3 separate regions of the Mus musculus genome follow, and all the other regions are linked to region 1. Evidence: chromatin loops called from intact Hi-C (ENCODE). Cell type or tissue: left cerebral cortex. All regions are shown on one strand.

Region 1 (8,000 bases):
ATCTTAGATTTATAAAACAAACAAACAAACAAACAAACAAACCAAAATTGATCAAATATAGCAAAAGAGATAAGAATGGAATCAAAATGAGGTGGTAATAAAAGTAACCCATTAACACTACTGAGTTGAGACCAAATGATCTTTGAGGCTATTTATAATCTCTACATGCTTGCATTATCAAAGAATTGAAAAAAGTGCAAAATCATGCAACTGAAGAAGACTCCATAATGGAAGACACCACATATAGGTGGTGAATATAGGGAAATCAAAGTGGTACACACCTGGGACTCATTCATCTGTACTGGCTAGTTTTCAGGGTTACCAGAGATGGGACAAAGTAATTACCACTTTCACCCAACTATAGACTCAGCAATCTACAATAACTACTGGCCCAGCAATCTACAATAACTACTGGCCCGACAAGATTGTGACTGAGCCCTTGGCACAAGAGTGACACAAATGTTATTAGATTAACCAACCACTTTCTGATTGGATCTAGCCAACTCCATGAGCTAGAATCCATACCTGGAACTGGTAACATATTCAAGAACCTGTGGCTAAATAGAATTAGACCCTACAGGAGAATCCAATACCATTATTTCACCAGATGGGCATAACATTAGAATGATTCCTAATGACTTATTGCTATATAAATGGATCAGCTCACCTCTTAACTCTCATCAAAGAAGTTTCTTTATAGAGTAACTATCTAGCAATTAATACATACACCTTCAACTGATTAACAAGCATACATAAAATAAAATAAAACTAAAAGATAATGCAGCCTCAAATAGAACGAACATATCAGATTGGTTTTTCTAAAATTCAGGAATCTTTGGGGAAGAAGAAAAGGAGAGATATTAAGAGTCAGAGGTGGTAGATAACATAAAGGAAACACTGTTTTCCAGGTACACATGTAAACTCACAGTGAGTATAACATGTGCACAGCCTATATAAGGTCCAGCTAGACATAACCTTCAGCATCCAGGGATGGAGATGAGGGGAGGTGGGCATGGATAAACTGTTAGCATTTGATGGATGCTGGGAGAGGGAGAGTCGATTTACTTTAATGCTATAATCTCTGGTATATCTACCATGCTACAGGACAGGTCCCACTCCCAAGAGTAGCTAGCCAACAAAAGTGGATTTGACAGGGCAGAGGGAGATAACTCAAATTTCAGGGGTTACAAACAAGAGGGGCAGATTGGCCAAATATGGGAGGGGTTGGGAGAGGGACATGAATATCCTCAAAATACATTTCTTAGAATTAATTAAAATATTAATTAAACTATTTTTTGAAGTTCACAAAACATAGTAGTGAATTTACCGAAAGTAGCACAACAGGAAACTCCAGGGCTCTATTCTTCTAGAAACTAAAAAGCTGGGAGAAAGAAGTAAACAAATGAACAAATGAATAACAGCAAGCCTGGTCTATGAGAGACAGTGAAACACTGATAACTAGGCAAAGCATAGGGAGAAGTTGACACTGCCAGCCACATTGTTGTAAGAGATTGTTATAGCACTCCAAATTGCCACTCATCACCCTCTCACTAGATCATTGGTGTCACAGAAGCGTGGCACTACTGGTGCATGGACGAAGAAATATGGACATTATTCTCAAAGATGTGTGGTTTGTAAAACCGAGGGGGTAAATGTGGACCCTGTTCTCAAAGTTGTATGATTTTGTTTCAACTTCTCATCAAGTTTCCAGATGGAATGGTTTACCTGTGGCAGGGGGACATCAGACACTACCCACTTAACAAACTGTATTCTCTGCACCTTTAGTTTTCATTGTTGCTTTTGTTCTGTGGTTTTGGTTGAGTGTGTGGTGTGAACATGTTTATGTGTTGTTTCTTTTTACTGCAGTCTCAGTGGAGTATTTTTTTCCATTTTGTTTCCCATCTCAAATGCTCTTTTTTCTCTTTGATACTGTCTGTCTGTCAACTCCATTTATTTTTTTCCGAGACAGGGTGTCTACGTATAGCCCTCCCTGGCTGTCCTGGAACTCACTCTGCAGACCAGGCTGGCCTTGAACTCAGAAATCTCCCTGTCTCTGCCTCCCAAGTGCTGGGATTAAAGGCATGCGCCACCACTGCCTGGCTCAACTCCATTTTTGATTGTTTAGTTGCCTTATTTCCAACATTTTTGTTTTTTCCCTTTTCAGAGTCTCGGTTTCCTTGCTAAGTTATTCCTTCAGTTTGGGTCTTTCCTTTGCATTGTCAAGCTTTACATCCTCTTGGCTGGTTATGACGTCATCTTAATTTTCATCCTTCATTCCTCTTCTCTAGCCCTCTACATATGCATCATTCCTTTGAAAAGTAGAATTCTAGATTCTTTTTGATTCATTTCAGCTAGTTTGTCCTCTTTGCTTTTTTCCTGGTTTGAAGAGATTTGAGACCTTGTGGAGCTGCCATGGTAGCCTTCTCTCTGTTTCCATGTTATTCACGGCAGTCTGATAAGGGTTGGAATGGATGTATACTCTGGTGTTTTCATTTCCTTATTCTCATGACTTTATTTTTTGTGAATTTTCATGGAAACTTATCTCTATTGAAGGTGGGCACTGATAGAAACAATGACTAAACAACAGGTCTGCCCTGTAGCATTCAGCAAAATACTTTTGTACTTCTATTATAGCCCCTGATATGATTCAAGAAAGGAGGGCCAGGAAACTGCTCAAAAATATAATTTATAGACTTTTAGAGCTTCTAAAACTATTTTATGAAAAATATTAAATTATTACAAATATTTAAAAAGTTTGAAACTAAGAGTAAGTAGGGAAAAAGAGTAAAGTAGAAACAGGATAAAGCATACTCCTTAGCAATATGATAAATAGCAGACAAAGTAGAGAGTAAGTGCAAAAAGGAACAGATAGTAGTCACCAAGGCATCTCAAGGCAAGGCATTGGCTGTATCAGGACAACTAAACATTGGAAATACAAAGGTGTAAAGAGGAGGCGTGGGAAGACTGTAAGAGACAGTGGTTATGGATAACATCAAATAAACCATGATTTACAAGCAGGGCAGATGCATGTATATTAACTCCAAGTGATTTTGGCAGCTTGCATTGAATTTGGGTTACTCCATCCAGACAAAATCTCAACAAAGAGAAGTAGAGGAGGACACTAAAACCACTACTGGCTAAGGAGTTACTAGCATTAGATAGCTTCTGGGGGTTCAGTTTTTCTTTCTTTCTTTCTTTCTTTCTTTCTTTCTTTCTTTCTTTCTTTCTTTCTATCCATCCATCCATCTATCCATCTATCTATCTATCCATCTATCTATTTATCTATTTCTATTTTTTAATTATGTGACCCATGGTAGGTTAACTACATTCCAGGGCACCTCCAATCCCAAGACCATCTGGGCAACACAAACTGGACTAGTTAGGAACAGAAGGAGAAGAATAATCTCAAAGTTGGAAAGGATGGATGGTTGAGAGTTTGGAAAGGGGAGGAGTAGAGAGGAGTGAATGTGATAAATATACATTGTAAGAAATTCTCAAAGAATTCATAAAATACATTTTAGAGCAAAGAGAATATAAGAAAATGAAGTCAAATTCATAACATCTATCAGCATTTCTTCCTAGCTGGGAGGGATGTGGTTTGCCCTGCTCCCCACATTATATTTCATATAGCTGTGTGAGCAAGTAGGAAGATGGCTATTCATCAACAACACAAATAACTTAGACAGGATGCCCCTCCTACTGAGAAAAATGTTTGTGTCAGATGTATCTTTTGGTAGGTGCTTCCCTATTCTGAACAAGGGATGCCTCTCTTAGTATTTTGCGCCCACTTGCCAGCTGCAGCTTTCTCTTCTCTGTCCTGAATAGTCATGCTTCCAGGCTGCTTCCCTCAATGTTCCTGGTTCTGTGGAGGTGGGTTGTGGGAGGGCTGTGTTTACCTTTGCTGTGGGGTGTTCTCTTTTAACTCAGATCCAGGCTCCTTTTTTTTTTTTTTTGCCTGTGTTTTAATAGTCTGTCTGAAAACAGTTCTATTTACCTATGAGACTGCCTTATAGCTCCTGTCTTATACAGCCATGCTATTGCTTGCCTGTATGGTACTGTGTTCCACAGTCTTCAAGCTTCACAGTGATAGCAGGGAGGTTATACTATTCACTTCAGTGAAACTCAGCTTTGTCACTGAAGCTCATCATGTCACATTTCAACCAGAATAGAATCTCTGCAGCCAATGGCGTTGCACTTCTGATCTGGCCACATTTCACCTAGCACATGTGGCACCCCTGGAGCTAGCCATATTTCAAGCAGCCTACTCTTTCTGCCACTCGCTGAAGGTTGTTTCTCCACATTTTCAAGCCCATCATTCCTGTGTGTTTGCTAGTGATCTTCCTCTCTTCTGTCTTCGGCGGGATAGAGCCTGTTCTTGTTCTGGTTCTTGTTCTTGTTCTTTTTGTTCCTTCTCCTTTTTCCTCTTCCTCTTTCTCCTTGTTATTCCACTTTAAAGGGAGAGGATGGTGGTATGGAGAAGTCAGTATTCAATTATATGCCTCTTAAAGGAGAGTTAGTTTAGATTAAAAATACAAAAATAGGTGTGAAGTCAAAGGGCAATGTTTTAGTTAGGCTTTCCATAGCAGTGACAAAACACGATGACCAAAAGTAACCTGTAGAAGAAATGGTTTATTTTAGCTTACAGGATAGTGATGTATATCACAGCTAGTAACTCAAAAAGGACAGGAACTTGGAGGCAGGAACTGATGTAGAGGCCATGAATGAATGTTATTTACTTGATTGCTCCTCACAGCTTGAACAACTTGCTTTCTTACTGCAGCCAGGACCAGCTCAGGGGTGACACTACCCACAACTGGCCGGACCATCCACATCAGTCACTAGTTTAGAATGTTTCCTAGAGGTCTGTCTACAGGCTCATCTTATGGAGGCATTTTATCAATAGAATCCCTCTCCCCAAAAGACTCTAATTTGTGTTGAGTGGACATTAAACTAGACAGAAGAGACAGAAAAAAATAATTGCATAGATAATGGTTAAAAGACATATGGCACTAATATCAGATAAAATAGACTTTAAGCTGGGTGTGATGGTGCACGCCTTTAATCCCAGCACTTGGGAGGCAGAGGCAGGTGAGTTTCAGAGTTCAAAGCCAGCCTGGTCTACAGAGTGAGTTCCAGGACAGCCAGGTCTACACAGAGAAACCCTGTCTTGAAAAAAACAAACAAAAAAAGGACTTTAATACAAATATCATAAGAATTAATTGTGGATATTCTATAATAGTAAAATGTTCACTCATAAAGAAGCTATAATAATAAAATGGTCATTCATAAAGAAGCTATAATAAGTATGTACCTAAGAAATTAAGGAGCAGAGCTCCAAAATATAAAAAGTAGATTAAAAGGATTAAGTGCAAAAATATTTCTATAGTGACAACTGCAAACTTCATTTTCTACCTCCAGAAATGTGCATGTCAGTAGCACAGATATCGTCATAAAATCTACAACCACAAGCAATACTATTCTGATCAACTGGAATAGCAGACATCTATGTCACAGCCCACTCAACAACAACACATACACTCTCTCTATGAGCACATGGAACAGTCTTCAATAGTATGTGAGGTCAAAGAACAATCTCAATATATATTCATAATTAAAATCATACAAAATGTTTTTCTCTAACCATATCAGAATACATCTATAAACCAATGAAAATAGAAAAATAAAAATTTTTACATATATATGGAAATAAAACATCAGAATCATAAGTAACAAATGGATGAAAGATAAAGATACTTTCTAGAAAAATAAATATAAAAACACAATCTCCAGCCCACCCACAACTCAGCCTGAGGCAGAGTTGGTGCTCTTGACACCCTTCCACACTGAGACAGCTTGACTTCTAGGAGATCCATCACCTACAGGCTTACAGATAATACACCACCCTTTTATTACCTGGCCTAACTGGGGCCACCATTGGGTCCAGCAGAGGTGGGGCCCTATCAGCATTAACCTGCCAGAGATACATAATCCTTTGGTTAACAACTGCGCTCCAAAGCAGATCAGGTGCTCACACCCACACCCATACCCAGAGACAGATTGACTGACAGAAGGTCTGTTATAACGAGGATCACAGGAGGGACAGGACCCAGTCAGAGACAGCAAGGCCAGTTAATACCTGAGATAACCAGGTGGTGAAAGGCAAGTGCAATAACTAAGCAACAGCAACCAATTCCACTTGGCACCATCAGAACCCGGTTCTCCCACCACAGCAAGCCTTGGGTACCTAATACACCTGAAGAGCAAGATTCTGACCTAAAATCCGACGTCATGAAGATGATAGAGGACCTTAAGGAGGACATAAATAACTCCCTTAAAGAAATATAGGAAACCAAAATCAAACAGGTGAAGAAATTGAACAAAACTGTCCAGGATCTAAAAAAATGGAAATAGAAACAATAAAGAAATCACAAAGGTTGACAACCCTGGAGATGGAAAACATAAGAAAGAGATCAGGAGTTACCAACAGAATACAAGAGAAAAAAGAGAGAATCTCAGGCATGGAAGATACCATAAAATATGATAATATAAAAGTCAAAGGAAATACAAAGTGCACAAGGTTCCTAAAGAAAAACATCAAGGAGATTCAGGACACAATGGAAAGACCAAATGTAATAATAATAGGAATAGAAGAGATTGAAAATTCCCAATGCAAGGGCCAGGAAACATCTTCAACAAAACCATAGAAGAAAACTTCCCTAACCTAAAGAAAGAGATGATCATAAACATACAAGAGTCTAAGGAATGTCAAATAGATTGGACCAGAAAAGAAATTCCTCCCATTACATAATAATCAAAACACTAAATACACAGAACAATGAAGGAATATTAAAAGTGACAAGGAAAAAAGGCCAAATAACATATAAATGCAGACCTATTAGACTCTAAAAGTCAGGACATCTTGGTCAGATGGCATGCAGACCCTAAGAGAACATAAATGGCAGGCCAGACTACTATGCTCAGCAATACTCTCAATCACCATAGATGAAGAAACCAAGGTATCTCATGACATAACAAAATTTAAACAGTATCTTTCTACTAACCCAGCTCTACAGAAGATAATAGAAGGAAAACTCTAACACAAGGGGGAAACTATACCCAAGAAAAACCAAGAAATTAATCATCTCACAAGAAACCCAAAAGAAAAGAAGCACACAAGCATAATACCATTACTAACATCAAAAATAACTGGAATGAACAATCATTTCCTCAGACTAAAAGGCTGGGAAAATATTTCAAGCAAGTAGCCCCAAGAAACAAGCTGCAGTACCCATTCTAATACCCCATAAAATAGAGTTTCAGCCAAAAGTTATCAAAAAAGATGGGGAAGGTCACTTCATATCCATGAAAGGAAAAATCCACCAGGATGAACTCACAATTCAGAACATCTATGCCACAAATTCAAGGGCACCATCATTTGTAAAAGAAATGTTACTAAAGCTCAAAATACACATTGATTCTCACACAATAATAGTGGGAGATGTTAGCATCCCACTCTCACTGATGTACAGATCATGGAAACAGAAACTAAACAGAGACATGAGGAAACTAACAGAAGTTTTAAACCAAATGGATTTAACAGATATCTATAGAACATTTCACACTAAAGCAAAATAAGCTAGGCGTGGTGGCACATGCCTTTAATCCCAGCACTTGGGAGGCAGAGGCAGGCAGATTTCTGAGTTCAAGGCCAGCCTGGTCTACAAAGTGAGTTCCAGGACAGCCAGAGTTATACAGAGAAACCCTGTCTCGAACCCATCCCCCCCCCCAAAAAAAAAAAAAACCCACCACCACCACCACCAATAACAACAACAACAACAAAAAACAAATAAAGCAAAAGAATATACCTTCTTCTCAGTACCTCATGGTACTTTCTGCAAAATTAACCACATAATTAAACACAAAACAGGCCTCAACAGCTAGAAGATTGAAATAATCCCTTGCATTCTATCAGATCACCACAGACTAAGGCTGGTCTTCAA
Region 2 (8,000 bases), 720 kb after region 1:
TAATTGAGAATATTTAGATTTATGTTCATTGGGAAAATTGATCTGTAATTTTCTTTTTTAGCATATCTTTATTTGGCTCTGTCTTCAGAGTAATGCTGACTTTTTAAAGAGAGTGTTGAGGAATTCCTCCCCTCTCTATTTTGTAGAGTAGTTTCAGAAGCATTAGTATGTTAGGTTCTCTTTAAAGGTCTTATAGAACTTATCAGTGGCTACTTTGAAGAATATTTTTATTACATTTAATGCTACTACTGGTTTTAAATCTGGTTATGTTATTTAATTTTGATTTAACTTATGAACCTAGGAACTCATTCATTTCTTTTAGATTTTTCCACATAATTGGTTTTGAAGGTGTTTGCTAAAGATTTTCCAAACTACATTGATATCTGCTGTGATGTCTTCATTTTCGTCTCTAAATTTGTGAGTTTGAATCTCTTCATATTAGTCAGTTAGGCTATGGGTTCACGAACTTTTCTTTTTTTTTTTTTTTTTCATAAACTAACATTGTTTCTTTGATTTTTGCATTTTCCTGTTGTTCTTCACTGAAATAGTGTTTGGGGGATTTCACATGCAAAAGGCTCCAGGTAGTCAAACCAATTCTGAGCAAAAAGAACCTGGAGATATCACCATAGCTGGTTTCAAATTATACTACAGAGTCATAGTAATAAAAATAGCAGGGTACTGGTATAAATACCTTTCCAGACTTTCTAACAGGCCAATCTGACAGTGGCATTTTCTCAATTGAGATTCTGTTTTCCTAAATGACCTTAGCTTGTGTCAAATAGTACACATGGCCATATGAATTAAATTAGAGCAAAATTCAGCCCAGATTTATTAAAATTTTTAATCTAAGACCAGAAACTTTGAAACTGATAGAGCAAAAGTTCTCAACTTGTGGCTACACATCTCATACTGAATCTCTCAGCTAGAAAACAACTCAGAAGGCCTTAGGATGGTTGCTATACCATAAGATATCCACTCTTCTTCTCTGATTGGAAAGGGCAGGGAAGAAGGCAGAGTCGAGTCTTGATGCTTGGGGAAGGGAGCATTTGTCCTGTCCAGCAGCAGCATTTCCATATCCCATGGTATAATACTTCCATGTGGTTATAAGATTTACCAGTTAGCTACCTCAGGCCCTCTTGTGACATTCTGCATTCTCTTATCTTCTTTTAAAATCTAGTTTGAAAAAAAATACTCTTTTTTTGGAACAATTACAGATTTTTGTGAGCTTTTAAAATTGTTACCAAATAATTTTGTCTACCTGGGCTGCTTGTCCCACGAAGCAATCAGGAGGCTTGAACTCAGGGGACTGTCTATTTCTCGTTGTCTCATATGGCTGGGACCTCAAGGTGGCTGGAAGAATGGCCTGACTCAGATGGACTTGATTCCCAGCTTTGCTATCACAGGTCACAGGTGCTTCCAGCTTACCCCACCAAACTAGCCTACATTTCGCTTATCTGGAAGGTATAAGAACAAACATTCGGGTGAGAATGATCAGGGCCCGGAGAAGGCTAATATTCTGTATGACCTTTCTAGGTCACAAATTTTGAGGAGAAAAAGGTTCTTTGGCAAATAAAAAAGAATGTTATGTTCTCCTACCTGGCATTTTAAACCTATACCAATAGAAACAAACTCCTGATAACTCTGCAATCCTCTGTCACAGAGTATTCCTAGGACATGCAAGAAGAAAGCTATAACATGCCAGATTCTGAGCCATGCCCTCTCCAAATCCCATAGACTTACCCCCTGAGTTCGCATGAAGATTTTTATCCTTCTATGATCTTTATATACATTTAAATATGTTTCTGTTTTAAAGAGCCTCAGACCTGTGGGAGCTTGTTCTAAAAGAAGTGGATGATAAACGCCTCCATATTTTCTATATATAAATGTCAGCAAAGCTTTAAAAAAACCAGGCACACAGCCTGCCAGGATTCATCTCTTGGAAATGACAACAGAGGCTGCCTCTGACTTCAAAGCATCTAATTTGTAAGTTGTTCCACCGCTTTTGCAAAGGGCAAGCAGGGGGATGGGTGCTGGAAGGAGTTATCCAATCTCATTAGCATTTTCACAGTGATTTAATGAGGATGGATTCTCTTCATTTTACAGCCCATGAAACCGAGGTTCAGAAAGATTAAGCAACTTTTTCAAGGTCATATTAGGTGTTAATAATGAACTTGGAGCATAAAGCTGCTTCTCTGTGACTGCCAGTCTTGGGCTCTTAGCTTAAGCTGCTGGAGGCTGGTGGAGTTAGCCAGAAGTAGACAGGAGTGCAGGTAGAAACCATCAAACCCAAACGGAAAAATAAAAATGCATCAGTTGGGTTTCCCATCTAGAAAAGGGAAAAGCAGGGCTGAACAATAACAACAGAAGCAAAGAACACGTGGCATCATCATGTAGAGTCTTCCTCTCCCCCCCTACTTGGATACCTTTCTCCCTTCATTTGTATGGTTTGGAGTTATTTAAAGTCTATCCTCCACCCCAGGTATAGGAAACACACTGTGAAACCTAATATTAACTGTCAATTTGACGGGATTTAGAATTACCTAGGAGACATGGATATGATGAGAGTGTTTCTAGACCGAGGTAAGAAAACCCAGACAAACTGTGTGCAGTACCATCCCATGGGCTAAGATCTATGACTGCATTAAAAAGCAGAAAGCAGTTGTGGGATTTTGCCTAAGCAAAGTCCAAGGGTCTCAGAAAAATGTGCTGTGCAGCCTAAGGGATCAATACCTCGGCCTCCCTCCTTCCTATTCACACACAACACAGAGGCCTACTGGTAGAAGACCATTCTCTCTGAGATAGTGTGTCTTTGTCTGGTTTCCCAGTATGCAAATTACAAACTCTATAACAGAGAGATAGGTTGTAACAAGGAATTGTGAGTCTACTTCTTTTTGGGCGGGCGGGATAAAGAAGAAACTGAGTGTAGCACAAGTATTCATCTCTCTCTGCTTCTTGACTGCAGCTCTAATATGACCATCTGCCTCTTATTCTTGCAGCCATTGCTTCTACATCCTCAAACAGTGAATCAAAATAACCCTTTTTCTTAAATTCCCTTTGTCAGATATTTTGTCAAAGGAATGAGGAAAGTAAGTAAGACACGCATTAAGAGCCATTCTTGGAATGAACAGCAAGGAACAGCAGGCCTTCAGGGTTTCCTCATGGTTTACTTCATCTGGTTGCCTCTGTATCCCTTTGATTCACAGACACTGAACATATTCCTACTAAAATTCAGTGTCTTATTTTCAGTTACTGTTGTTCAACAAATTTGTGAGTCTTCTTTTAGGTTACAGACATCCAAGTCAACATCCATCTGAGTAAATAAACCCAGATCATACCTTGTATGAAAAGTTAAAAACAAAAACAAAACAAAACAACAAAACAAAACATAGCTCTTTGAAGGTCGACCAGTTGCTCATATAGATACAGCTTAAGCTACAGAGCAGAAACTAGAATCTAGGTTAGTTGGGTTCCCAATACACAGCTTTCCTTCTATATCATTGGTCAGCAAACTTTATCTGTAGATTTCCAAGCAGTGAGCATTTTAGGCCTTATGGATCACACTGTCCTATCACACCTACTCAGCTCTGTCCTTAGAGCATGGAATTAACCTCAGACAATTTCTAAATAATAAGCAGGCTGTGTGCCAATGAAACACTATTTATAAAAACAAGCAGTTGACCAGATTTGACTGTCAGTTGTTATTTTATCCTCTCTTAATAGAGCAGGACCTTGATTTTTGCATGTCATTGTCCATACCTAGTTTTCATATTGTTCTATAATTTCCTCTGAAACCCAATGCCAAGGCCTTTTTGCCTTTCCTTTTCCTAAAATGTGACTCGGTCCAAAAAATCAGAAGTCTAAAATCAGTGCTGAATTTTACCTCTGTCTTCTATTTTAGAAAAATTTATTATACTCATAGAAAAGCATGCATGCTGTCCCCAAAGGAGAAACTACATATGTACTAAGAAAAACTACATGAGGGCGTGCTCCAGAAGGCCTTCATTTGCATTATGGCTCTAACGGTCAGAATCTTGGAGAACAAGATGACTTGGGGCTTTGTGCCAGGATACCTCAGACTTGAGCTAGCAGCAACTGGCACCTTCTTGGCCATGAAGCCATCATTGCCTAAGCACTTAAAGTATCTGAAGGACAGAGAACAAGACCCGAAGCGTGACATCTTTTAGGACACATGCCAGCTCTGGAACCCTCCACTTCTTCGCTGGTATCTGTTCTTTGAAGATACTAAAGGCTGTCCAACTGGATTAGTGTGCCTCCATTGCCTGTGCAGGATCCTCCCTGGGCAGTTTTTATCTGCTGTGAGTCAGATGCTATTCTGAGTACTGGAGGAATGTCATGTAATAAAACAAAATCTCTGCTGTCATGAAATAACATTTAGTTGGAGAAAGGAGAGACAAAAACAAATGAATAGATCTGCTATAGTTTGCTGTTTTATGGTAAGCACATAACATGTGCTTCAAGGTTGATGCTTGAAATTCCACATCCTCCTAAGGGGACAGATGATGTATGTTCACACAGTAGAAGGGGTGAGGGACAAATTTAGTCCTTTAATCTCTCCAGAAGTCACTAAGCAATTCATGGGGGCAATCTCTCATGATCTACTTACTATCTAAAGGCTTAACATCTTTATTAAATTGTGGTTTTATTAATAAAAGATTTATTTTTTTATCCATGTGACTGTTTTGCCAGCATTTCTAGATCTGTGTACCACATGGAAGACTGAGGCACACAAAGGCCAGAAGATCCCCTAGAACTGGAGTCAGGGACAGTTGTGAGCTGTGGGTGATGATAATCACACCCAGGTCCTCTGGAAGAGCAGACACAGTGCTATTTGCCACTAGAACCATCGTTCCAGTCCCTGAGCATAAAGGGTTTTGTTCTTATTTATATCATTTCCATTGCACCATTTACCTTTTCCCATTCAGTTCCAGCAGATCCCTCATGTACCCCCATTGCTCTCACTCTCAATTTTATGGTCTCTTTTTCTTTAGTTACTATTTGAAGTACATAAATATTTATACATGTATATTCCTAAATGTATAAATATAACTCATGCTTTCCATATAATGGTATTTGTGTTTGCATGCTTTAGGGAATATTGTTTTAATACGAATGATTTTTGGAACAGATATAAATGTTCATAGCTGAAAGGGAGGAAGGTACCAACGTATTTAAGCTTACAGTTCTCAGGGTATCCAGGCTGTCACAGTTGGGAAGGTATGTTACCAGGAGCAGGAGGTGACTGGTCATAGAATGGGAATGTTAGTATGCTTTCTCCTTTACGTTTTAGGAATCTCAGTCCATAGAATGGCACCACCTACCTTTAAAGTGGGACTTTCCACCTCAATTTAATTGAGATAGTTCCTCACATATATGTTCAGAGGTTTGTTTCTATATGAATCTAAATCCTATCATGTTGACATTTGAGATTAACCATCATAGATATCTTAAAAACTAGATTCCAGGTAAATTATGCATAACTCTAACATGGGATGATGATAAAGCACAAAGATGACTCTTAGATATTGCTATCTTTCATATCTTCTCCACAAGTCCTATTCCAATAGTTGCTGTGGCAACTGACTGCCATGGGTACGGGCTGGCAGTATCTGGTCTCCACAACTTCTATTTCTTGTCCCCTATATGAGGGCTTTGTGGTTACTCTACAAGATCCTTTCATGACACTTTTTAGCCACTCACATACTTGTAAAACCCTGTCAGATCTAGGAAGCTAGTTCCTCAGAGGTGATTTGAAGAGTGAAAGCTTGGTGAATAATACTATCAGCCCAGCTCTTCAAAGAGTGAGGACTCTCCAGGCCCACTCTCTGTCATACTTCTTCAGATAGTATGTTTCTCTTTCCATTTCACTCTTCTTGGGGTCTTTACACTGTTTCCTAGATTTTCTTCCAAAAGGAAACTCAAAGTCCCAGAATATCAAGAGTTCAGCTTATGGTCATAAATGCCCAAGTGAAGGGCTTATGTATGGCTCAGTGGTACAGTGCTTGCCTACCACATATATGGGATTCTATGTAAGATTTCCAACATCAGCAAGATAAGGCAAAAATAAAACAAATAAATAAACACAATGAATTAAAAGGGAGGTGGAAAGAGGCCATCAAATAGACCTGAGCCTGGAATTCAGAAACAATGTATGTAACAGATCTGGCTACTTGTCTTCAAAGCTCCCTGCATTGGCACATGGTTAGGATCCCACTTTCCCTTGCTCCATCACCAAGACAGCATCTCCATCTCCCAGTATTCCCTTCACAGATGACTCCTTCCTGTAGCATGTAATAATTAATAATAGAAACAATCCACACTAACACCTGCTACTCACTGGCAACACCCCCATGTATGTCCCCAAGAGATGGTCTGCCCCGTTTCCCTCGGTTTGCTGACAATGATCTGCTTGTATCTTCCCATGCCATCTGCCCCTTGCTAGACCCTGTAGCTAGCTCTAAACCACTGGCCCCTTATAATTAAGACTCTAGAGGCTTGTAATTTATCAGTCAGATTTATAACAGTAAATTCTCAACCCATAAAATACTCACACAAAGAACTTAAAACTCAATTGATATTGATACATCTGCCCACCTAGATTGGACAAATGTGCCCTATATTATTCTATCGCTTTTCTATGATATCCATAACTTCCTGTGGCTACTTCAGGCCACGTGGGTCCAGTTCCTCTTCTTCCTCCATTTTTTCCTGTCCTTCTTCCCTTTCTTTGTCTCTCTGTCTCCTCTCCAAAACTTTTAGCCTTGCCTTCTTTTTCCATTGCCCAACCCCGGGCTCTGGCCTTGTATTTCACTTGACCTCACCTGTGTACAGAAAGCAACCTATACTGTATCTATATCCTGCAGTGCAAAGGGGGGAGATAATTGAGTAGTGGTGGAAGAGCAATCAGTACTCTCTGCTTCATGGTGGAGGTGTTTCTCTCTCCTCACTGCTTTCTAACTGGTGGCTTTGGTGTTCTCACAACTGAGCAGAGACATGCCGATATGAAAGCTCGTGGTAGGGCAGCATGGCTACCTTACAGAACGGCATTATCTGCTGGAAGCCTTTCTGATTTGTTAAAATCCCTAATGAGCTTTCAAAGAAGAAGGCAAACAGAGCTGAGATGCTGTTGGGAGAGAAGGCAGGGAGACTAAGCACCATGGTCCTCTGAGCTTTCACAGTCCCTCCTATGGTTCCCCACTCAGTCCTAGGCTGAGTCTGGACTGTCCAGGCACTGCAGATGAAGGACATGGCTTCTTTTTATTTCTCTTTAATCTGCTGAAATGAAAACTACAATCCCTAGCAATTACACATCTCCATGTTTCAAGCACGCTGTCCCTGGCACTTTGCTATCCCCATTTGGAAAATTCACCCATAAAAGCATTTGACTTGCCTGCATTGTACACAGAAATCTGCAATGTCATCTTTCGTGCAAAGGATAAGAACTCACCCTGGGGTACCAATTTTAATAGCACGTAATTAGATCAATTTGTAGTAAGCCGAGGTTTCCAGTCTGCAATTTGACAAGCAGCTTGAGCTATGTTTTTATGTTCATGAATTTCTGTGTCTCCAACAAAAGGTCAAATGAAAGATAAAACTCTATCCAAAGGACTCCTAAAGGAGTCTTGTGTGTATTTGTGTTTCACTTTACTTTGTTTTTCAAATGTCATTATTTATGCTAGAGGGATGGTGGTGAGGAACTAGGTCCTCCTGTAGTCATGAACTCAGCAAAGTGCAGGAAGACACATAGGACTGGCTCCCTCCTATGCAGGTCTAGACAGAAACTCAAGGCTCTCTTTTCTATGGGGCTGGAAAATTACTTCTCAGGACCCCTGCCATAGAACACTAGCAGTAGCTAAAACAGTGAAGCATCAATCTGCAAAGTAGGCCATCTTGCCTTAGAATGGCAAATACATTTTAAATATCACTAGCTTATTGTGACCATAATAAAATATTTCAAATAATCAACTTAATAAAGGAACTGT
Region 3 (8,000 bases), 70 kb before region 1:
GTGGAATCTAGTTAGCTGAGATATGTCAGAAAGTATGATCTCATTGGAAAATTTCGGAGTAACCAGAAGGCAATTTCTACAAGCCAATAAGATATCTCTTTCTGTGATAAAATCTATACGCCATAGAAAATGGTAGTGTATGGCTGAGAGTCTGACTTTTTCTTTGGTGATCACATTAGTTTGGAATCTGTTCCTTTGTCATACTTTCTGCAGTTTGGACAAATATCAGCCCACTATAGTTGCCCTTCAATTTAGGATAAAGCTATCATTACTTGAAATGTTGTCATTTGATAATGCATTTAGTGCCAATTGTTTGAATATTGTAGATTATCTTATTTTATATATACTGAGAACCCTATACTAACTTCCAGTTAGGCAAAAATCATCCAGTGCACAGCCTATCTCATACTGCAGCGTTGGCTAACTCATGTGCTACAAGGGCCCTGGTGTTGAACATAAAAACCATGACTCCAAGGTTATACCATCATACAGTCTAAACAGTCACGTGACCAGGTCATCAGAAATCGGGGACCATATGCCCCCATTTTTTTTTGTCTTTATAACACAGCCGCACATGCTTCCCAGCATTAATCTTGTTGGAAGAGGATAGTAAAGAGTGATCCGAGACTGATGCCATCTACCCCTTCACACACACACACCTGAGGGACATAAAAAGAAATTCTTTGTGCAAAGAGTAACCAAGGTAGAAACAGAAAGAGAGTAGTAGGTTTAAAGAAAAGTCAAGCTATTACCTCCTTAGAGACAACTGAGATTTCTCTGTGTGAACCATGGCTGAGGCTGCCCTCACAATGGCAAGAAGCTGGCATGAGAAAGATGAGAAAGAGTGAGTGATCTGGAAAGAAGGACGTGCTGGGCAGTTCTGAATCTTAGACATCTCTTCTGTATTGAGTCAGTTCAGAATCTGGGACAGGAGAAGAGGCACCAAAACAGATTTTCCAGGCTGCAAGCAATATTAACCAAAAAGAGACAGATGTGGAGACACAGCCGAAAAGAATATTTAACTTCTGAGATGAAACATCTAGGTGCAGTAAAATAAAATAAAGATATCTAAAAGAAATACGTCTCAAATTGCCAGGCTTCTCCATAAAAAAGTAAATGCCAGAGAACGCGTTCAGAGTTTTGAAAGAAAAATTGTGATCCAAGAATTTTGTAAATTTCATTTCTGTGCCAATGCACAGAACAGCTTTTTTTTTGGATATGTATGAAGGAAGGAAATATAACACCCCACATCCCCCTCCAGAGTCCTCAGAGGAGACACCAGCTGAATAAGAATTGTTTCAAAGTTAAGAGGAAAGGGGACAAGATAACTATGCCACACAAGGAAGGCCTCAAAATGCAAAGTGCTTCCCAGACAGTTAGGGATGCATGACTTAGCATTTCAGGGAAGAACCTGGGTCCTGCTGTGAGGGGAGAGAAGAAAAAAAGAGAAGTCTTGTTAAGTCTTACATAGTTGTCTGTCTGCCTTTGATAGCGATACATCTGAAGTTGAAAGATAACTTAAAACAAGATAAATGAAGAAAAAATTAAAGTGGAGAAAAGTTAACTTCTCTGCCTTCTCTGGTTCCTATGGCAAACAGCCATAGGTTTGGTGGCTTCAACAACCTCAATTTATTCTCTTCATAGCTCTGGAGACCAGAAGTCTAAAATGATTCTACTATGCGCAAATCAATACATTTTCAGGATCATGCCTCTTCTGCCTACTCTAGGTGAGAGTCCATTCCCAGTTTCTTCAGGTTCAGGTAGCTGCCAGCAGTGGCCTTCAGTGCAATTCCTTCCTATGTGCTGCAATGCCCTCCCTCTTCTGCCTGTGTGCCAGATCTGTATTTTCCTCTTATGATTACATTTTAGGATTCCCTAAATTAGTTTAGGGTAATCCCACACTTCAGATTCTTAGTCCCACATGCCAGTTCCTTTTCTGTCATATATGATGTGTAGCAGGCATAGATTCCCAGGGCTAGGGTGCAAATGTCCTGGAAGAATACTCCTTTCAGCTTCCCACAATTACTAACTGTATCTGCAACAAATCCTCAAAGAACAAAACTCCAAAGAGAACAGTGATAGAGAGGTTTCACACTGTAAGTATAAATGGCTTAATCTCTTTCATTAAAACAAAGAATATTTAAGACAAAATCTTCCCTACGATCTAACTATATTTTGTTCAGAATATAAATAAAAAATAAACCAAATAAGACTTGAATTTAAAAATAGTGCTCAGAGGCATATCAAACAACTAAAAAAAAGGTTTAAAGAACTTTATTAAAATTACTGCATGGTACCAATCAAATTCAAAGCTAGCAGTTTCCCATTTGACAAAGATTTATTTCTGCTGATAAAAGACACTGCACATAATGTCTGTAGCATACTGATAAATGTAGATGTAATAACTAACATAACACTAAATGTATGTAACAAAAATGCTCAAGGCTTTACAGGCAAAACAGCCTACAAAATTTAAGTTGGCAAAATTGAACTCTCTAGTACAAAAATGCAAAATAGCTAGACAACATACAAAAATTTGATTAGATCCTAGATTATCAACAAAGGAAATCTCTCAGTAGAATCCAAAAAGTAGGACTTACTCAACTCACATATCTCAAACAAGTGACAAAGCTGAAACAAGTAGCATTAAAAAAAAACACTCAGAAATTTAAACATCTTCATAATTAACTCAAGCAAAGAAGGAAATAACAGTACAATTATAGTCAATTCATAAATGTCAACAATGGAGATTCTACACACCAACAGCATATGGGGTGCCATTCAGAGAGCAGATGGCAGCCTGAGGACATGTCTGCCTTCCCCCTACCCAACCCCCAGCGCTGACAGACATGACCCAGGGAATGTGACATGCAAGGAAAGTCTGCAAAGGGAAGTGAGATTTAAGTGCTGGAAGCAAAGTGATTTTACTTAGAAAAATGCCAGATTGTGTTCATGTAAACTACTATTCTTAGGCTGCCTTTAAAACCATGCATTTGATTTTTTTTAAGAGCAAGTTTGGGTTTATAAAGTCGTACAAATAGTGCAGAGAATTTTTCTGTTGCCCACATTGCATGGCATATCTGATGGTGTTAATATCTTGAATTCATATGGTATTAAACTAGCTGATCAGTCTTGGTACATTATCAACAACTAAGCTATGTGGTTTATATTAAGGTTCAGGCTTGTCGCTGCATTCTGTGGGCTTGGACAGTGTGCTGACACTTATCTAACATCTGTTTTATCAAGATGAGAATCACTGACCTTGCAATGCCCTGTGTGTGTCTAGTCACCCTTTCTTCTTACAAATCCCTGGGAACCACTGATTTATGTTCTAACACAGCTTTGCCCTTTTGAGAATGTGACATAGTTGAAGTCATGTGGTATTTAGCTGACCAGATTGACTCCTTTCGTGTAGCCGTGTGATTTACTATTTATTTCTTCATGTGCATCAACAGCTTATTTTCTTATATATTAGAGAAAAAATACTCATTGTCATATTCCACGGACTTGCCATGCTTTGTGAATCCATTGAACTGCTGATGGGTATCTTGGTTGGCAAAAGGTTTTGATGATTACTAGAGCAACGAAAACCACCTTTATGCAGGTTTTTGTGTGGATTTAAGTTGTCTGCTCAACTGCACAAATGTCTATGATCGTAAATTGCCCAACTGTGTAGAGAAATTATGCATAACTTTGTAAGAACCTGTCAAATTGGTTTTCAAAGAAGCGGTATCATTTTTAGTTCTGTCTCCAGTGAGCCCAAGGTTTTATTAATATGCCAGTGTTGGGCATTGCCAGTGTTTCTTATTCTTTTCTGTAAGCTGTCTGTTGTGTAATATGTGAGTACTGGGACCTTCATGTTCTAACTTGGGATTCACTAATGAGATGCGTGTTTGCCATCTTTAGTGATGCACCTACCCTTTCCTATTTTTAAGAGGGTTGCTTTTATTCTGTTGTCTTTTAAACTTTCCAGTTATCCCATAATGGTTTTATGATATTACATTTATGCTTGTGATTCATACTGAGTATTTTTAAAGGTACAATATCGGTGTTTAGGTTTTAGTACTTTATTTTTAGTGCATGCATCAATATTTTACAGAACACCTTAGTGGTAACTGCAAGTACTGTGACCAATTCTTTTCTATGTAGAGAGTGAAGACATTTAAACAATTTTCAATAAATAGAATTTGTGTTGTAATTAACAAATTTCAATCCTCGTGTAAACATTTTTATTCAATATTCTATATGTGAGTATTATTTATGGCTAGACAGCTTATGATATCAACTACTACACACTCAAATTTGTGAATCGATTTCTTACTGGGTGGGCATCTTGAATGTCTTGACCATCCCATCATATCGACTGCTCACACTACCAGTGGGGCTCTTTCTTTCTCCTCTCTCTGGAACCCCACAGCCTTCCCAAAACTATGGCTGCTCATGTTGCCTGGAACCACATTCTCTTCTTCCCTCTGGAATCCCAACCATGCCCCCTTCCCAGGATCTCCTTACTCACTTGCTGCTTGACCTCATCCTTTTTGCAGTACTCACACTGTTCTCTTCCCAGGCAGAGCCCTCACTCTCACCTCCCTTGGACACATTAATGCCACCATCCCAGGCCATATCTCAAGCTACTCCCTGCAAGACTTTATCTGTTGCTTTGAAAATTGAGCCCCACTGTCCTTCTTGTGGGAACTTCAGTCCCTTCCTCTTAGAAATAGCACACCCTCCCTGCCTTCTGGTCTTTGATGGCCACCATCCCAGGGCCCTCTTAAAGTGCCTTTTTTTCTTAACAGGTAGGGTATATTGTCTATCTTGCCCCTGGCACTCCATCATCACCACCTGAGGACCTGGATGAGCCCCTGCTCACTGCATAGGCAAAATTCTCATTTCTGTATGGCATTTCAATAAGAGAGTTATTTATTTTTATTTTATGGGCACAGGTATTTTGCCTACATGTATGTCTGTGTACCATGTGCATGCAATGCCTGCAGAGGCCAGAAGAGGGGATGATACATTCTGGGACTGCAGTTACAAACAGTTGTTAACTGCCATGTGGGTATTGGGAATCAAACCTAGGTCCCCGAGAAGAACAGTGTATGGTCTTGAGTGCAGAGCCACCATTTTAGCCTCTCATTCTGGCATCCTAGCCTACCATTTGACAAGCTGTATGGAATACCCACTTTCCCCATAGGAAATCATTGCATCTACTCCCTTGAAAGCAACTTACTCCTCTATATCAGGATATGTGTTGATTACCTGTTCATCCCTAAAGATAGAGGTCACCTCCCATGCCCACTCGTAACCAAACCACTGAGTTTCAGGAACCTTGTGGAGCCTTTGCCAGCTCCCCCAGTCAGAAGCCATTTTCCCAGTATCTGTGCCTGCCAGCCCCATGACTAAGCACTGCCTGGAGCAGTTGCTGCTCAGGTCAGAGCCACACCTCTCTAACCCTGCAGTTCATGCTCCACTCTACTGACCCAGACAAAGTACCTGCAGAGCAGGTCAGTCCTTGTGACTTTCCCTAAGCTGAACTGAAATTGCCTCAGCTACCTGAGTCACAAATCAACACTAACTGGCCACAGGAATGAGGTTGAAATATATGCTAGCTATTTCAAACCCAGCAAAGTCAGCGTAATAATCACAACAAAAAAATTCAGATTAAATTATCCATTTAATACAGGTGATCCAGAACTTATATCACTTTGTTTGAAGAGCAAGAAACTGGACAGGAAAGTTTTTTCATGCTATCTTTTATAGTGTTGAAAGATACTATAGGGTAGATAAGGAAAGAAAACACATGAGTGGTTGTACCCAGGATTGGATCCTAAACAATACTGACTGGTGCAATAGTGGCACAAGATTTATGAAGATAATTAGTTACTTTCTTATGGGAATTGATGCCTGATTCACAGAAGGGGATTCATGCCTAGCACTGTAATCTTGGTCTAAGATTAACTGCAATTCCAATTAAAACCCCTATGTCATTACTCACAGAAATAGAAAAATCTATCCTAAAATTCATATTTGTATGTAACTACAAAAGATACCATATGCCAGAACAATCCTGCAGAAAAAGAACAATACCGGAATCTGCCATTCCAAACATTAAGATATATGTGCTGAGTTGTTTTGTAAAGTGTAAGTACTGAACTCTTTTTGTGTCCTTGAAATAAATTCCACTTCTTTTTTTTTTTCTGCACTCAACTTTATTTTTTTTCTTTTTTATTAGATTTTTTTTATTTACATTTCAAATGTTATCCCCTTTCTTAGTTTTCCCTCTGAAAATCCCCTATCCCCTCCCACCCTCCCCCTGTTCCCCAACCCACCCACTCCCATTGCTGGTTCTGGCCTTCCCCTATACTGGAGCTTAGAACCTTCACAGGACCAAGGGCCTCTCCTCCCATTGATGACCTACTAGGCCATCATCCTCTGCTACAAATATAGCTAGAGCCACAAGTTCCACCATGTGTTTTTTTTGATTGGTGGTATAGTTTCAAGGAGCTCTGGGGGTACTGGTTAGTTCATATTGATGTTCCTCCTATAGGGCTTCAGTCCCCTTCAGCTACCTGGGTTTTTCTCTGGCTCCTTCATTGGAGACCTTGTGCTCCATCCAATGGATGACTGTGATCTTTCACTTCTGCATTTGCAAGGCACTGGCAGAGCCTCCCAGGAGACAGCTATATCAGGCAGGCTCTTCTTGGCATCTTCCTAGTGACTGGGTTTGGTGGTTGTTTATAGGGTGGATCCCCAAGTGGAGCAGTCTCTGGATGGTCTTTCCTTCAGGTTTTGCTCTGAACTTTGTTTCTTCAACTCCTTCCATGGGTATTTTGTTCGCCATTCTAAGAAGGAATGAAGTATCCACACTTCGGTCTTCCTTCTTGAGTTTCATGTGTTTTGCAAATTGTATCTTGGGTATTCTATGTTTCTGGGCTAATATCCACTTCTCAGTGAGTGCATATCATGTGTGTTCTTTTGTGATTGGGTTACCTCACTCAGGATGATATCCTCCAGGTCCATCCATTTGCCTAAGGATTTCATAAATTCATTGTTTTTAGTAGCTGAGTAGTACTCCATTGTGTAAATGTACCACATTTTCTGTATCCATCCTTCTGTTGAGGGACATCTGGATTCTTTCCAGCTTCTGGCTATTATAAATAAGGCTGCTATGAACATAGTGGAGCATGTGTCCTTATTATCAGTTGAAAAATATTCTGGGTATATGCCCAGGAGAGGTATTGCTGGATCTTCTGTTAGTACTATGTCCAATTTTCTGAGGAACTACCAAACTGACTTCCAGAGTGGTTGTACAAGTTTGCAATTCCACCAACAATGGAGGAGTATTCCTCTTTCTCTACATCCTCGCCAGTGTCTGCTGTCACCTGAATTTTTGATTTTAGCCCTTCTGAGTGGTGTGAGGTGGAATCTCAGGGTTGTTTTGACTTGCATTTCCCTGATGATTAAGGATGTTGAACATTTTTTCAGGTGCTTCTCTGCCATTCGGTATTCCTCAGGTGAGAATTCTTTGTTTAGCTCAGTACTCCATTTTTAAATAGGGTTATTTGATTTTCTGAAGTCCATCTTCTTGAGTTCTTTGTATATATTGGATATTAGTCCCCTATCTGATATAGGATTGGTAAGGATCCTTTCCCAGTCTGTTGGTGGCTTTTTGTCTTATTGACAGTGTCTTCTTTTTTTTTTTAATTCTTTTTTTTCTTTTTCCAATTTTTATTAGGTATTTTCTTCATTTACATTTCAAATGCTATCCTGAAAGTCCCCTATATACCACCCCCTGCTACCCTACCCACCCACTCCCACTTTTTGGCCCTGGTATTCCCTTGTACTGGAGCATATAAAGTTTGCAAGACCAAGGGGCCTTTCTTACCAATCATGGCCGTCTAGGCCATCTTCTGCTACATATGCAGCTAGAGACATGAGCTCCAGGGGGTACTGGTTAGTTCATATTTTTGTTCCATCTATAGGGTTGCAGACCCCTTCAG

The links. A loop is a pair of places that touch in the nucleus more often than their neighbours do. Peaks named below come from ENCODE experiments on the same cell type or tissue, not always from the same donor. Only the 100,000 strongest peaks of a DNase experiment are listed, where the experiment ranks them.
Region 2: a loop joins it to region 1, with 4 times the contacts of the local background. A loop is called at or near these places in 3 of 42 quality-filtered maps.
Region 3: a loop joins it to region 1, with 10 times the contacts of the local background. A loop is called at or near these places in 3 of 42 quality-filtered maps.

The regions. Positions count from the first base shown.
Region 1 is chr9:24,207,652-24,215,651 of GRCm38, reverse strand. All of the region lies in intron 3 of Npsr1 (neuropeptide S receptor 1), which reads right to left. Among named protein-coding and RNA genes, the nearest start is that of Npsr1, 110 kb to the right of the region's middle. In left cerebral cortex, no CTCF peak of the experiment used is centred here; a DNase peak (open chromatin) is centred at 3,815; H3K27ac peaks cover 1,812 bases.
Region 2 is chr9:23,491,807-23,499,806 of GRCm38, reverse strand. No RefSeq gene overlaps it. Among named protein-coding and RNA genes, the nearest start is that of Gm39311, 85 kb to the left of the region's middle. In left cerebral cortex, no CTCF peak of the experiment used is centred here; DNase peaks (open chromatin) are centred at 1,952, 2,947 and 4,201; H3K27ac peaks cover 4,466 bases.
Region 3 is chr9:24,278,110-24,286,109 of GRCm38, reverse strand. The region is part of intron 4 of Npsr1 (neuropeptide S receptor 1); the gene reads right to left. Among named protein-coding and RNA genes, the nearest start is that of Npsr1, 180 kb to the right of the region's middle. In left cerebral cortex, a CTCF peak has its summit at 4,975 (motif pointing right); DNase peaks (open chromatin) are centred at 1,207, 1,823, 2,876 and 3,790; H3K27ac peaks cover 3,096 bases.